Regions from separate parts of the Homo sapiens genome. Here region 1 is linked to region 2. A link is a loop called in an ENCODE intact Hi-C map of the cell type or tissue named here. Cell type or tissue: mammary epithelial cell. All regions are shown on one strand. Each heading gives the region's core, and the rest is flanking DNA. Links, peaks and the distances in the headings are about the cores only.

Region 1 (8,336 bases), core at 77-8,076, 85 kb after region 2:
GAACACTCTGGAAGTCCACTGAATTCTCACCTGCTTTCGGGATGCCCAGGCATCACTGGGACAAAGCTGTCTACCGAAGCCCTGGGTCCTGTGGGCAGGGGTGGGAGGGCTCTGCAGCCCTTAGGAGGGAGCAGCAGCCCAGCCCCAGCAGGCCATCTACAGGGCCTTAGGCAGCTGAGTCTAAGAAGAGAGAGCCTAGCACTTCTTCCGGTCATCTTATTGACTGAGCTGAAGGGAGATCAAATTTCGGTCTTCTGTCTGTGTAAATAGTAATGGCTATCGCTCTTAAACTTCAGACCTCAGCTCATGGATCTGGATTGGTTTATTTTTGAGAGCTGAACTCTGGAGGCCACTCTTCCCTACTTTCTGAAGCGTTTGATGCCTCTATCTGAGCATGGAACCTACTCTGAGTCATCAGACGCCACGCTTAGGGCACATAGAATTAAGTCGGGGGAGTGATGAAAATTCATTCACTTCTCTCCTCTGGGACCTAAATCCATTTTAGCATTCCACTTGAATCCAACAAGGAATGCCAAAATATTAAAGTGTGGCATTCTCATTCTTTTCTCTGGAAAGAAGTGTTTATGCAAAGGAGGCCTAGGTCCCTGCAGAGTCGGCAAGAAGCCTGGCAAGAGGTTTGTCTCATTTAAGCAGTAAATATATTCAGTGGCAGCAGAGATACTGCCAAGTAAGTTTATTCCATTTTTAGGGAGGGAAGGGCAGGAGTTTTGCTGCTCCTTTAAGTTGCTTTTTGCTTTTAAATTTTTTGCATGAGGTTCTCTAAAAAAGTAAGACTGTAAAAGCAGCTTGTTCAAAACTTGACCTCTTCGGCATGCCCAAGAATTTGTGAAACAAAAGAGAAGGCAATGGATAATTGATTCTGTTCTCTAAAGGCCCTTCTGACACTGGTCAGGTACTGGTGTGGTTTCTACTGGTGTAGAAACTGGTGTAGATACTGGTGTAGATACTGGTGTGGTTTCTACTGGTGTGGTTTCTACCATGCAGGCGTTTAGTCTCTGCCAGCAGGAGGACACAGATGGTGTCTACCTTTCTACAGATGTCTTTAAATGTCAAAGACATGAGAAGAGAATCTATTGACATTCTTATCATTGTGACAATGTGGTAGATCCCTTAGCATTACCTATGCCCTAAATGATACTCAAATAAGTGGGCTAGGGAAAGATTTTATTTTATTTTTGAGACAGGGTCTCACTCTGTCACCCAGGCTGTAGTGCAGTGGCATGATCACGGCTCACAGCAGCCTCAACCTCCTGGAAATCAAGTGATCCTCCCACCTCAGCCTCTTGAGTACTGGGAATATTAGGCCCGTGCCATGATGCCCAGCGAATTTTGAAATTTATTTTTTGTAGAGATGAGGTCTCACTGTGTTGCCCAGGCTGCTCTCGAGCTCCCAGGTTCAAACGATCGTCCCACCTCAGTCTTCCAAAGTGCTGGGATTACAGGTGTGAGCCACTGTGGTTGGCTCAGTAGGGAGAGATTTTAAAAGAAAGCAGAAGGCCAGGCATGGTGGCTCGCGCCTGTAATCCAAGCACTTTGGGAGGCTGAGGCGGGTGGATCACCTGAGGTCAGGAGTTCGAGACCAGCTTGGCCAACCTGGTGAAACCCCGTCTCTACTAAAAATATAAAAATTAGCCGGGCGTGGTGGCGGGCGCCTGTAATCCCAGTTACTCAGGAGGCTGAGGCAGGAGAATCACTTGAACCTAGGAGGTGGAGGTTGCAGTGAGCCGAGATTGTGCCATTGCACTCTAGCCTGGGCAACAAGAGTGAAACTCCGTCTCCAAAAAAAAAAAAAAAAAAAAGGCAGAGAATCCCCTACCATGGAGAGCAGCTTATTTTATGACCAACAAGTCACAGAACCTTTGAAATTTTTGCTTGAGAGTCAAACTTTAAACTTATTCCTTAGCTATGCTTTAGGTCTGACTAAGCAATAGTGTAAGGACATGAGAAACAATGTTGCAGCAGGGGAGAGCTTCAAAGTCTTTACTTTGTTACTAAATGTGAGATTTAGGAACTGTGTGATTTAATTGAAGTGATTGCTTCTGGTAGAATTCAATAGAGTTGTCATATCAAATTAAGTTTTATCGAGTTTCACCAGATAGGGATATTCACTAGCCTGAATACCAACACAGTATGTGCTCACCACATTTTTGAAAGTGAGGCGAGAGTCACCCTGCAGTACAAATGAGCTTGCCATAATTGGCCTGTTTTAATACTCTGTGGTTATGGGGACATCAGAGCTCCCATGAACAAGTGAGAGGTTTGTTAGGAAGATCTCACGGTAGAGAGTCCTTGCTCGTGAGGTTTGGAAAACTCAGTTCTTCAGTCAGTGTCTTGCACAGGCACAAACCTTAGCCTAAATATAGAAGGCTAAAAAAGAATCCTTCCACGGGAGGGCTCCCTTAAATTAGCTCAGTTAATCTATTCATCTGTGTGTGCTGACTCGTGCCTAAACATTAGAGGCCAAATCCAAAAAAAGAAAAAGCAAGGCCGCGACTCAATACTAAGAAAGATGGAGAACAACTGAGTATGATCCTGTACAAAGGAGCCCCTGAATACCACAGCAGCTCCATGTTCGATCTGAGATGTACTGGCTCCTGACAGTCACCCTAACTACTTCACCTCTCATTTTGGTATTAAAAGTGCCTTTGGCGTATTCAGATATCTCCATTTTTCATGGTTGTACTCAGTTTTCAAATCATCCTATGGTATTGGTTTCAAACAAGATCAGAAGTTCTAAAAAGATGTTAACCATTTTATGCTTTTAGTACTTTCCTTTCTTTTCTTTTTTCTTTTCTTTTCTTTGAGACAGAGTCTTGCTCTATCACCCAGGCTGGAGTGCAGTGGCACAATCTTGCTTGGCTCACTGTAACCTCCGCCTCCCAAGTTCAAGCGATTCTCCTGCCTCAGTCTCCTGAGTAGCTGGGGCTACAGGCACGAGCCACCACACCCAGCTAATTTTTTTTTTTTTATTTCTAGTAAAGACAGGGTTTCACCATGTTGGCAAGGCTGGTCTCAAACTCCTGACCTCAGGTGTTCCACCCGCCTCAGCCTCCCAGAGTGCTGGGATTACAGGCGTGAACCACTGTGCCTATTCTGCTTTTAGTTCTTTCAGTATATTTCCACCTTGCCAGGAAATTGCTAGCCTTCTAATATTGCTGATTTCTTTATTTAGTAGGTGGTCCAGGATGACAATGCTTTAGGCCTTCATCTCATAAACACAGTAAGCAATTCTCAAGAACGTGTAGGGTTAAAGAGATTTGGACTCCAATTTCCAAAACCGAAATGGCAGCAGGGAACATGACAGGATGCAGAAGAGATCCTCGCAGTCTAGAGCCTTGCATTATGCATTTTGCTTCCCACTGAAGCCAGAGATCCATTTTTATAGTCAGGTTTGTTGTTCCTGCTGAAACACGGCACATGCTCTGCCTGAATTCTGGCCATGTGTTTCCGTCGTTTAGTTATCTAACTTGTTATCTCCTGACTTCCCATTTCTCTGTGAAAGTCAGGTGGTGTAAGACACCCAAAGAAGAAAATCAGGAAAGGAGAAGGTGTTTGGAAGTGGTTCAGAGGTAGTGTTCTCTGTGTTAAGGGGGCTGTGGGACTGTCCTTGAAAAGCTATTTTTGATCCTAGCAGTTTTACTACACTTTGTAATGTTTGGGCAACCAAATTGGTCATGGTGTTAGAATCCTTATAATTGGGTGGATCTATGTTATTTTGCTATCTTCAGAGAAATGAATTTTATGAATATTTCTGTTTTAAAAGAACAAAACAGCAGCAAAAACCAATCCCTATTACCCTAACTCCTCCACGCACATAGTATTCTAATGTGGTTTATTCCTGAAACTGACTCATTCAGCTTTCTCCTGGAAGTTGTCAGAATGTACGCCTGGTTAATGGAGAAAATCAGTGCACTGCCCAGGCTGCACAATGCCATGACTCATTCCTGGCATTTCAGAGGCTTTGTAATGGAAATCGTAGTTCCAAGCTACGGTTCTTACCAAGTGGATATGTGAATGTTAATGAAACAAAGCAAAAGTCTCCGAGGATCCTGCATAACTCTCACCATAGATGTGGTGTTTGCTTGATGAAATGAAGATTTTTGTGGGGCAGATTGTTCCTCTCCATAACCCACACATTCTCGAATACCACAATATTGTTTTAATTAGTCTTATAAAACATAGTAAAATATTTGGCTTTGAAGAAAGAGGAACATTCTCTCCTATGTTGGAATTGTTTGGTTAAAAGGGCATTTTTTTCTATTGAATTAGTCTTTTGGGGTTTACACTAGTATCTGAATCCTTTCTAAATAGCTTCTAATGTTCTTCAGCAATTTGCATTCATTCATTCTGTCTGTCTGTCTATCAATCGTAAAGGAAAAGAAATATCTTTCTTTCCCAACACTAGGTTCGTGGCTGAGGCTCCTACAACAAAAGACAGATTTTAACAAGAGAAAAGCATACAAATTAATTCAAATATAAGTTTTGCATGACATGGGAGGCTTCAGAAAAGAAGACCCAAAGAAACAGAGAAATCTGCATATTTTATGCTTAGGTTTGATAAAGAATGCACAGTTGTGCAGAAGTATGATTGGGGGACAAAAGGATGTGATCTAATGGTAATAAACTTAAGGGAGTTTAGCAAGGCCTGTTTGTTCAGATTCTTCTTGGCATCTCTGTGTCGTTAAAAATAAGGATGTTCCTTTCCTCCAGGTACAGGGAGGGTACCTCTAGAATGAAGGTTTTATGACCTGCCTCAGGGGAGAAGGGAGGAGAATTTAAAAGTGACCTTCCTAATTCTGCTGTTTTCTCTAATACCAATGTGTCGTATTTTGGGCAGTCACCATTTGTGTGTGTGTGTGTGTGTGTGTGTGTGTGTGTGTGTGTGTGTGTGTGTGTGTGTGTGTGTGTGTGTGTGTGTGTGTGTGTGTAGGTCAGGTGGGGAGGGGTATGGAATATATGATCTTTTTTTTTTTTTTTTGAGACGGAGTCTCGCTCTTTCGCCCAGGCCGGAGTGCAGCGGCGCGATCACGGCTCACTGCAAGCTCCGCCTCCCGGGTTCACGCCATTCTCCTGCCTCAGCCTCCTGAGTAGCTGGGACTACAGGCGCCCGCCATCGCTTCCGGCTAATTTTTTGCATTTTTAGTAGAGACGGGGTTTCACCGTGTTAGCCAGGATGGTCTCGATCTCCTGACCTCGTGATCCGCCCGCCTCGGCCTCCCAAAGTGCTGGGATTACAGGCGTGAGCCACCGCGCCCGGCCTGATCTTTAGGGAAAGCATGGATAATTGAAACCCTGCATAATCCCAGCCTTTTATGCTACCTTCTTGTGGACTCGATCTTGTCTCCAAACTTCATTCAAATGCCATTCCTCTTTCTCTGTGCTATGTAAGGTTTAAAAATAGTAAATAGCCAAGAGATAGCAGGGAGAAGTGGGGGAAACAAGGAAGACAGACAGTTTGAACACTTATGTTTTATTGACTCGGATTTGGATTTTGTTTATGACAGACTAGTAGGACTTTGGGGAAACTCGCAGATAAGCTGGGTTTTTTTCTATCATTTTTGGAGATTATAGCAGGAGGTCAAATATTTAAAGTTGTTTTGGGTGATTCTAATGTGTCTACAATGCATTGGACCAGGAATATTCTGGAGCTGCTAGAAAGCAGACATTTAGAAGCAAGAGAAGAGCATGAGCAGTATCCCTTATCACTTAGCCACTTGATTCTGATCCTGGCTTCTCTAACAATAGCTCCTTGCTATGTGCTCTTAAAACACAAGTGCTAATATTATGAGAAATGAATTATATGAAAAACAGTCTAGTCTTTTCTAAAAATGCCAAAAATACCAATCTGCAACCAAGAACGTGTAAGCATGTTCTCCCCTTTCCAGATGATGCGGGATGCCAGGCAAAGACCAAGTTTCCATGGCTACCCTGAGGCCTGCATGGAAGTGGAGGCCTTAGTTTATAGGAGTGAAGGTCTTTAAATGAGGGCATCCAAAGTGAATGCCTATCATTATCCCAGTACTAAGTCTTTAGATGCACAAACCATTGTTTTCCATGTCATCCTTTGGAAGTGGCGGGTGATGGAAGACCATTTTGTGTATTTTTAATAGGAGGAAACTGAGGCACAAGAGATTACATTCCCAGAGCTAGAACCAAGTGCTGTGTCCCTGAGGTCCTGTCTGCAATTGGGAGACAACTCTGAACTGACCCCTTTTGCATTCCTGGTCTCTGCACAGTAACTCTTCCCTCTGCTCATCAAATCCATTTCAGAATGTGTATACAGTAATACTTCTGTTTGAAAGTCTTCAAGATTTGACAAGAGGATTCTGTCTGGGCCTAAGATAGGACATGATGGGATAGTGACCTCGAGGATTTGGAAGCCAAATGATCGTGGACAGGTGTGTGCATCAAGAAAAGATGGAGCATGTGTGCTCACAGTCCTACCGGGGCCACACTCCCTTATCTTCAGATCATGGGTGGCTCATGCCCAATTCCCCCCACCATTTATTCCCTTGTTGTGTCTGTTGGAAAAATCTCACAGGCTTGCCTGAGGTCACTACATTTTTCTTTATACAGAAATCTTTTCTTAGGCTTCATGTAGTTGTAGACTAAGAACTATATAAGTGAAAATTAACAGTATTGGTTTTAATACAATTGCCAGATTTTCTATTTGAAAAAAGTCACTGCTCAGAAAATAAAAATTATTAAAACAACCCATGGTGAATTGGGCCTGAATTGCCACTCATTTTTTAACACATCTGCAGTGGAGTTGCTTCTTACCAATGTGGTGTAATTTTCAGGTCTGTTACTGAAAGACAGATTGAGTATGTTTCTGGACTGTGAGTAGATGATGTTTAGGGTTGCAATATGGGTATTGGGGCTATTCTTTTCCTGTGTCATTACTTTTTGATAGGTTTGTTTTAAGAGAAAATTAATGAAATTGAAGTTACTTAAGTTTGGCCGTATTTGTTAAATATCCTTTTCTGAGAAATTGAAAAGTGACTATTAGTTGAAACAAGATCAAGAAACTTCCAGCATATTTCAGCACATTCCTCAGTTTATAATGTTAAGGTTTTAAGAAAGCTTAAAGAAACCAGCATCACTGGTAGTTAAGCGGTTTATATTTTTACTGTATTTTCTTCAGAAGCTTGTTGCCATGTAGAGTAAAAGAAACCTCATGTTAATCTTTTCAGAGGACACTGCCAGTAAGAGTGTTGTTATTGTTAGATAATCATAATGGTATGTTCTGGAGTCTCTTCTCCCCTCACTCGACACACCCGATTCACTCCCACCCTGCCAGCGGAGCCAGAGAGAGAAGAATAAAGCAGGATCTTATTTGCTTTCAGAATTTGATTCTGTATTGCTTTGGAGACATGCTGGGATTTGTTCTTAAACTATTATTAAATTTCTAATGTCCGTCAAGGTTTAGATTCCTTTGTAAGAGAACCAAGAACGTAAGTGAAACTGTAAGGCTTCGCTGTGCAGACCTTTCTTCCAGCAAGCATCAGCTTAACCTCAGCAGTGAACCGATGGGGGACCAGCTGTTGGGCTGGGAACCAGGAGTAAGGCTGCAGAAAGACCCCCCCTCCAGCCCCCCAGCCCCCCAACCCCCCAACCGTGTGTCACTTCACCACGATGAGCCTCAGTTTCCTCACCACAGTCCCACTTGTCTTGCATTTGAGATGTGATAATGTTTAGAAAGAGATCTTGCCCACTTTTGAAAAAAGTACTCCACAGATGATAGATACTAATCAGACATGAAAGCAGAGATTAAATAGGTAAATGTGATTGTGTGTGTGTGTATTGATCATTATGCTCATGAGACACTGATTATTTTACTTTATTTATTTTTCTTTTTGGAGATGCGGACTCGCTCTGTTACCCAGGCTGGAGTATAGTGGCATGATCATGGCTCATAGCAGCCTTGAACTCCCTGACTCAAGCAATTCTACCACCTTGGCCTCCTGAGTAACTGGGACTACAGGCATGCACTACTATGCCCAGCTAATTTTTAAAAATCTTCTATAGAGATGGTATCTCCCTATGTTACCCAGGCTGGTCTCAAACTCCTGGGTTTAAGTGATCCTCCCACTTTGGCCTCCTAAAGTACTGGGATTACAGGTGTGAGCCACCACGCCCTGCCTTTTAGAAAACTTTTTTATTTTAATTAGTTTTTTGATGGAGCCCCAAATGAAAAATATGCAGGGAGATGAGTTTAGCAGGGCTTAAGTTCAAACAAAGTAAGAATTGGAACTCTCCCAAAAGATAAGCGGTTTAAGTAAGCTGTGACAGACCACTGCTCTGGAGGATGGAAA
Region 2 (8,336 bases), core at 138-8,137:
GGAATTTATCTGTCTCCTCTAGGTTTTCTAGTTTAAGCCTGTAAAGGTGTTCATAACCTTGAATAGTCTTTTATTATTTCTGTGGTATCAGTTGTATTATCTCCTGTTTCATTTCTAATTGAGCTTATTTGGATCCTCTCTCTTCTTGGTTAATCTCGCTAATGGTCTATCAATTTTATTTATCTTTTCAAAGAACCAGCTTTTTGTTTCATTTATCTTTTGTATTTTTTTTTTGTTGTTGTTTTAATTTTATTTAGTTCTGCTCTGATATTTGTTATTTCTTTTTTTCTGCTGGGTTTGGGTTTGGATTGTTCTTGTTTCTCCAGTTCCATGAGGTGTGCCCTTAGATTGTCCATTTGTGCTCTTTCAGACTTTTTGATGTAGGCATTTAATGCTAACCATGACATCCTTCTGAAAGATTGGGCCAATGAGTGCTCCTGTGAACATTTAAGTATTTTTTTTGTACACTCTTTTCTACAATGGATATTGTTAAAAACAAACAAAAGAAACCCTTGTTGATTGAAGAGGCTGTCATTATTTTCAGATACATTTCTTTGGTGATACTTTTTCATATATTTATGGTCTAGTAGTTTTTATTTTTTCTTCTGTCTCCTTTTCCATGAGAACATTTGTTTTTTCTTATTAATTTATTAGCACTCTTTGTCATATATATGGATTTCCCCCCATTTTGTATATTTGATGTTTGGAAGTTTACATTTTTATGCAGTCTATTGACAGGAAAAGGATTTTTAAGAGCAAATGATGTTTCTATTAGAAGTGTATTTTCTTCCCTTGGATGGTATTGTTAAGTTTAACAGAAGGAAGGAAGAGGAACTGCTCAATTTTAGTTTAATCCTCTCAGAAGAGTTTTAAGTTATTAAAATGTATACAACGTATATATTAAGAATTATAACATTTTCGTACTTGCATTGTCTGTTTAAACAGTATATCAAAGAGCTCAAATTAGCACCCTTATCTTAGAAAGTTTTACATTTGGATTTTGGTCTATTTTATTTCAACTTAAGACACATTAGAGGTGGGACAAGAGTTACAATGGATAAACGATTCATTGTGGGTGAAATTTTCTGAAGATGGAGTAATTTACACGCTCATCTATCAGGAATGACTGGAGATGAGGATGGAAACAGTGACTGCCATGGGTTATTCAAAGATGATAGTTCTCTGATTCACAGACACCTACTGGGTCAAAAAGCCTCATGTTTTTACTCCCATGAGTCTAAATTTTATGGCCATGTGTGGTATAGATATTTTGGTTGGATTTTCCATGTTGATTTTTTTTGGACCATTCTGCCTCAAGTTTATGTTAGCAATATAAGTAGCAAGACTCAACTATGAGCAAAATTATGTAATAAGCCTATTGATATTAACATCCACTAGAGCCAGTGATTCTCTGTGTGGGAAGCACGTATGTCTTTTGGGGAGGGAAAAAGGTGGCTTGTGTTATTCACTCATTCATTCATTCACTAATTTTTATTTTGTGCCTATTCGGAACATGTTTTTCAAAAGAACATATACTGTGTTAGAGGTTGAGAGTCCAGCTGTATACAAGACACAGTCCCTTCCCTAGTTTGAAAGCAAAGTCCATTGCCCTGATTTATCTTGCATGATTTGTTAATCATGATATCTTTACTTTAATTTTCATATAAGGCAGGAGTTCCCTCTGATCGACTGCCTCAATGTCTGCATGGTTTACTTCACATCCTTCAGGTCTCTGCTTATATGTCTCCTTCTCAGAAAAGCCTTCCCAACCATCTCTCTAAACCTCTTGCCCTGAATTATTTTATTCATGCTGTTTATTACCACATGGCATATTACATTACATATCTGTTTATCATCCAAACCGTATGCTAGAACGTAAGGTCCATGAGATGAGGGTGCTGTCGATTTTGTTGACTGCTTTTTCTCTAGCATAAAAAAATAGTTTGTGGGATATAGCAGGCACACAATAAATATTTGTTGAATGAGTTAATTCACTGAATATTTGCATGCTTGTGATGTGTCTGGCACTGTCAATGGTGAAAAGTGCTATAAGAAAAATAAAGCAGGGGAAAGGACAGAAAGTTCTCATGGTTCACGCCTGTAACCCCAGCATTTTGGGAGGCCAACATAGGAGGATTGCTTGAGCCCAGGAGTTCAAGACCAGCCTGGGCAAAATCGTGAGACTTCATCTCTACGGAAAACAAAACAAAATTTGCTGGGCATGGTGGTGTGTGCCTGTAGCCGCAGCTACTTGAGAGGCTGAGGTGGGAGGATCGCCTGAGCCCAGGAGGTCGAGGCTGCAGTGAGCCAAGATTGTGCCACTGAACTCCAGCCTGAGTGACAGAGTGAGGCCCTGTCTCAAAAAATAAATGGAATATTTAAGAAGAGCCTAGGTTATAAAAGGTGGGAAGATGCTGTGTAGGCAGCTTTATCTTCCCTTTTCTCTTTCCTGAGTGTCTTTGAATCCCTCCCTCTCCTCTCCTCTCTTCTCCTCTCCTAGCTGGTGGTAGTCTCTCTGTCAGCTGTGCTGAGTCCTTCTAGGGAGTGACATTGCATTCTTTTCATGACCTTCCCATGAGTGGCATAAAAACCCAGATGTGCTCCACACATGAGCTGTGTATTCCCCAGACTACCAGGTAGCATGCTTTCCAGCACCTAGCTTTTTTCAGAAGTAGCCAAAGGCCACCTTAGGGTTTGAGAAATAGTCAAATGTTAGTAAATGTTCAAGGGTGCTTTTATTATAGTTTTCTTTTTCTGCTTTAATAATCACATAATACTGAAGCTTAGTTTTCTGAGAGCTGCATCATAGAGGAATTTAAAAGTTTTTAAAATCAGAGTTTCTTATCTCAGACTTTTCCCCTCAATTGCTGAAGCAGCTTGTCACTCAAGCCTTCCAAGATCTTGGTCATCGTCTCTCAGAGGTAGCATGCAAAGAGGATGAATGAGGGGCTATTTTTCTGGCTGTCACCGTGATTGGCTTTTAGCACAGAATGATAGGGGTACGTCGTGCGATACATGAGATAGTTGTCCACAAGAGAAGCTGTCCTGCCCAGAATGATGGTGGTGCCCCTAGTGAGAAATGCTGACTCTAGCTCTATCCCTGGGGTTCTCAGCAAGGGTATTCCTAGCCTCTAGGGGTACTTTAGAAATTTGTGGATGTATTCGTGGTTTTCACAGTATTAGGGGGTGGTTTGCCATTGGCATTTAGTGGGTGGTGCCAAGGGTGCTAGAAATCAGGCAATGTACAGGGCAATTGCTCCACATCCCATTTGACTTTCAAATGCCTGCCAGGCAACAGAGAAATAAAAAATTTATTGGTAGTCATCAGAGCCTAAATGATCTCTATAAGCAAAAGGTATTTTTTGCACAATTTAAATGGAGGGAATCCTGTATTTTGTTTTTTTTTTTTTGTTTTGTTTTTTTTGAGACTTTACCAGGAGTTGTTTCCCATGTTGGCATCATTACTTGTGGTTTTGAAATTGGCGTATCAGTCAGCATGTGTAGCTGCCCCATTCATGGTGATTGTAGCCTAGGGGCAAGAAGCTGACTACCTCATTGTGTTTTCTACAGCTCCTGTGCCTGGACATTTACATAGTGTAGTGTATATTGTATCATTATAAGTTCTTTCCCTTTTATTTCTCCTTTATATTGCAACTAGGTCATAGCATTGATTTATTAAAATTATATGCAGATTAGGTTATATTGTCTGTGATTTCTCATTTCAGGATTGCAGAGGGGGCCTGGAGTCTGATGGGGTTGAAAGCCTTCTCTCTAACCTAGTTTTGCAGCCATATGTCTCACCACTCTTCTCCATGAGCCCTGTTTCAGTCAAAGTGACTTGCTTTGTGTGCCTTTTTCCCTTTTCCTCCATGTGTGCGTGCCTTAAGCTTAAACTGCCCTTCCTCCTCAAAGCTCCCCCCTCTTCCCCCTCCCCATGTGCATCCCACCCATCCGTCAGAGCCCTGTTCCCTGGCAGCTGAGCGAGGTCATCGTTTATTCTTCCTTGACCACCATAGCTCTGTGACTTTCTATTTTTTTGAACTACCCTAGCAATTGTAAGAACTCCTTCAACACTTATCTACATTCTGGTAGCATTGAGTACCTTATGTTTAAGTTGTCTCCTCAAATGGTTTGTAAGCTCCTTTCCTGTGGTAAACTTGTCTTAGTCTTCTTTTCATCCCATGCAGTGTCTACAAACACTTTGCATCTGGCAAGCTCACACACATGCTACACTTTCTTCTCCTCTTTCCTTCCCCAAATATGTATCCTTTCCTGTCTATCATTTTGCTTATTACCGAAGTGAAACATTTGCATTGTTAACACATTTTTTTTCTTTTTTTGTTTTTTGATACCAAGTCTCGCTCTGTCGCCCAGGCTGGAGTGCAGTGGTGCGATCTCGGCTCACTGCAAGCTCTGCCTCCCGGGTTCACGCCATTCTCCTGCCTCAGCCTCCCAAGTAGCTGGGACTACAGGTGGCCGCTACCACGCCTGGCTAATTTTTTGTATTTTTAGTAGAGATGGGGTTTCACCATGTTAGCCAGGATGGTCTCGATCTCCTGACCTCGTGATCCCCCTGTCTTGGCCTCCCAAAGTGCTGGGATTACAGGCGTGAGCCACCGCACCCGGCCATTGTTAACACATTTTTAAATACAGAGAAGTAAAAGAAGAAAATCATCATCATTGATCCTGCCACCCAGAGCCACGCATTGCCTCTTATTTTAGAACATTTCCTTCTAGGCCGTCATCTTTATGTTTATGCGTGTTTTTAACAATGTAGGAATCAAGTACTTTATACAGTTTGTATTTTGCTTTTCCTTCACATTTCATTTAATGTTATATTATGAGCATTTTCCAATGTCACTAAATAGTCTTAGAAAACATGTTTTATGGAAAATTTTAGACATAGAAAAAATAGAATGATATAATAAACCCCTAAATACCCAACATTCAGCTTCAGTAATTATCAGCATTCTGCCATTCTGAATGTGCTATTTGTAATGGATGCATGCCATTCATTGTTTGGATAATATATATGTTATTTAACCATTTCTCTGTTACTGAAAATTTAGATGATTTCTAGTTTTCTATAATTATAGATGCTTATGTTTTTGTTCTTCTGGTCACAATTACTATTCTTCCTTCCTGGAGAACCTAATTAATTTCTTCATCATTAAGTAATTCTTGATTACTATTAGTTTCGTATTCTGGGGTTTTTATTGTATTTCATATCTGTGGCTGGTTTATTTGTCATTTTCTTTTCTCCATCCATCAACTATTTCTTGTGTTAGCCAGAATGGGTCTCAGTGAATTACAACAACAGGTTTTTCTATTCATTTTTTAGATAAAACTGAAAACTGGCAATGTAAGAAGATGATATTTACTTTCTAGGTGATTTAGGGGCAAATACAAGAAGGAAAGAGGAGATGATTTCAGGAGAAATGAAATCCTGTAAATTATCATCTTTACCCTATGGAAAATGATTTTACAAATGCTTAGTTTCGCTTAATTTTGATTGAAAAATGGCCCCCCTCTAAAGGCTGGAATAGTCACTAAGCTAAAAGTGCACTTGAAACCAATATGTATGAGTGTTTTCCTCAAGCTGATTTAAATGTATATTTTGATAAGTATATTTGGTATTAAAAACACCCAGCAGCTCCTCTTTTAAGGAGGTGCATTCTCAGGCAGTGGGGAGAGATGGTCTTCTTAGGTCTGGCCAGGAGAGAGGCATGGGAGGATGAGCCAAGTGGGGGAGAATCAGAGCGGTGGTATTACTGGTGCCTTGTGAAAAGGAAGGAAGGAGTGCTGTTGTCCTAGTTCTGATGGGATTTCTTCTGTAGTATTTGTTGAAATTTTCAGACCAGATCATATACAGGAAGATGACTCATGTGCCTACCTACCTACTCTAAGAAAATGTCTTTGTTTCTTCTGTTGCAGAAGTAAAACATGATTGCTATTAAAAAAAAAGTACATTTTCATAAATTTATAATAGAGGTAGATAACATAGAAAGTAAAAGTCTTCCATAACCACAGACCTCCCCACTAAATGAACACTGTTAACAGCTCTGTTTATGCTCTTCTTGGTTTTCTTTCTGCCTATTAAGTGTATATTATCTGCATAAGGTACAGAACGAAAATGCCACTCTTTGGCTGAGTGTGATAGCTTATGCCTGTAATTGCAGCACTTTGGGAGGTCAAGGTAGGAGGATTGCTTGAGCCCAGGAGATCAAGGCTGCAGTGAGCCATGATCATGCCACTACACTCCAGTCTGGGTGACAGCATGAGACTGTCTCAAAAAAAAAAAGCTACTTTTAAAATTGCAAGTGTTAATTAGATAATCAGAGCATGTTCAGACCTTTGAAGTATACAGACCACATGCAGTTTCTCCTGGCTAGAAGTAAGATGATAAGTACAAACAGCAGGACAGAACTTGTTGGATATGGAAATTGTAGTGGAAGGGAAAGCTTAAGAAAAGGGAGGTGTAAAAGCCCAAATTTTTATTAGTATTCAGAGGTTAAATTTTTATCACTGAATCAGATTTAATTGGTGGTTGTACTTTTTCCCTTGGGAACACATTAAAACAGTCACTACTACAAGATGACTAAATCATGAATGAATTTAAAATATTAAACTAGTCTCAGACATACTAACATATCAGCAACTTATTGGTGCATAATTTTTGCATTGGAATTTAAGTGACGGAAATATGCATGGCTGACATTAACACTTTTTTCTTTTGATTTTGGAGCCACTTCAAATAATACATCTTACAAGGTCTATTTCCAGTTTAGGGCCAACCATGAATGATTAATTATATTGCTACCCTAACAGGACTTTAAATAATGAAGACAATGACATTTTTGCAATGTGAAATCCCATTTTATTCATTCATTGAAAAAATACCTACTCTGTGCCATGAATATTAAGAGTACAAACTTATAAAACTTGCCCCTGTCGTTCTTTGGTGTGTCGCAAATGCTTTTCCATTCATCTGGAATACCTTCCTCTCTTCCATCTGACGACATCTCTCTCAGCTTTCATTTCCCAACACAAAGGTCACTTCTCAGGTATAGCCATTTTAGTTCACTCTACAGACTGTCTTAGCAAATCTCAGTGATTTTCTTCTCACATTTGAGCACATCTTCACTAGAGTTTTATCTTACTATCTTATAAGTATACAATCACATACATGTTGAATTCCTTGAGGTCAGAGTCCTCTTATCTTCATAGCGGCAGAGTCAAAATGGGTACAGGGCTGGTGCCATATATATATATGTATACATGTGTTTATTTATATATATATTATTATAATATATAAAAAATATATACTGTATGTATATATATGTTGAATAAATGATTAAACGAACTAAAAAAATCTAGTAAGGCAGACTAATGTCCTTACACTCCTAACTACAATACAAGGAACCAAGGAACAGCCTTCGGAGGGGAGGAGGTTCACTCTAGTGTCCCTCTTAATGCAGATTTTTAGTTTACGATACTTAGATATTTAGATACTTGGATTAAGCAGGGTACTAAAAGTGTTGAATGGGGTTAACTGAGAGGAAAAGCTTCAATATAACATATTTAAGTGACAGTTCTCATTCAAAAATTGTGAAAAATTATTAACATTCTTATGTGGGCATTTTAGGAAAGTGTAAGAAAAAGATCTTTGTCCCATGGAGCATACATGATTTCCAAATTGTATTTTTAATGGGATGATACTAGTTTTTTGCTTTTCATTTTAACTGTTCCAGAGTGGGACTGATAGTCTAAGGATCTTAGTAATTCAGAACTGTGATTTGGAAATTAGAGTTCATGAAAGATTCAAGAAATAGTATCTTTTCAACCTAGAAAAAATAGAATTGAAGTGGCCTCACTAGTGGATCTCTTCCTCTGTGGAATTAGACTCCCAGGTCTGGTAGAGAAGGATCTTGGTCTTGTCAATTTAGTGTGGTAACTAGATAATGGTATGTGGCGTGGGAAGAGTACCCGTCAGGTCCTGGCAGGAAAGAGGTGGTATTCTCAAAGGAGGTAATTGAGGAGACCTAAATAATGGAGCTACTAACAAAGATGTAGGCAGGATTCAGGGAAATCAACACGAGTTGGCAAAGCATACCAGAAATAACAACAGAAGAACGCCATCACCACTCCTAGTCCTAAAGAAACAAGGAAAGGGGCCGGGCGCAGTGGCTCATGCCTGTAATCCCAGCACTTTGAGAGGCCGAGGCAGGTGGATCACCTGAGGTCAGGAGTTCGAGACCAGCCTGCCCAACATGGTGAAACCCTGTCTCTACTAAAAATACAAAAATTAGCCAGGCATGGTGGTGCGTGCCTGTAAT

What was found. A loop is a pair of places that touch in the nucleus more often than their neighbours do. Peaks named below come from ENCODE experiments on the same cell type or tissue, not always from the same donor. Only the 100,000 strongest peaks of a DNase experiment are listed, where the experiment ranks them.
Region 1: it touches region 2 in a loop (2.0-fold over the local background); 3 of 110 quality-filtered maps call a loop at or near these places.

The regions. Positions count from the first base shown.
Region 1 is chr14:54,673,568-54,681,903 of GRCh38, forward strand. The region is part of intron 2 of SAMD4A (sterile alpha motif domain containing 4A); the gene reads left to right. Among named protein-coding and RNA genes, the nearest start is that of SAMD4A-AS1, 10 kb to the right of the region's middle. In mammary epithelial cell, for the core only: no CTCF peak of the experiment used is centred there; DNase peaks (open chromatin) are centred at 974 and 3,924; H3K27ac peaks cover 2,184 bases.
Region 2 is chr14:54,588,131-54,596,466 of GRCh38, forward strand. All of the region lies in intron 2 of SAMD4A (sterile alpha motif domain containing 4A), which reads left to right. Among named protein-coding and RNA genes, the nearest start is that of SAMD4A, 25 kb to the left of the region's middle. In mammary epithelial cell, for the core only: no CTCF peak of the experiment used is centred there; DNase peaks (open chromatin) are centred at 1,141, 3,521 and 5,831; H3K27ac peaks cover 1,009 bases.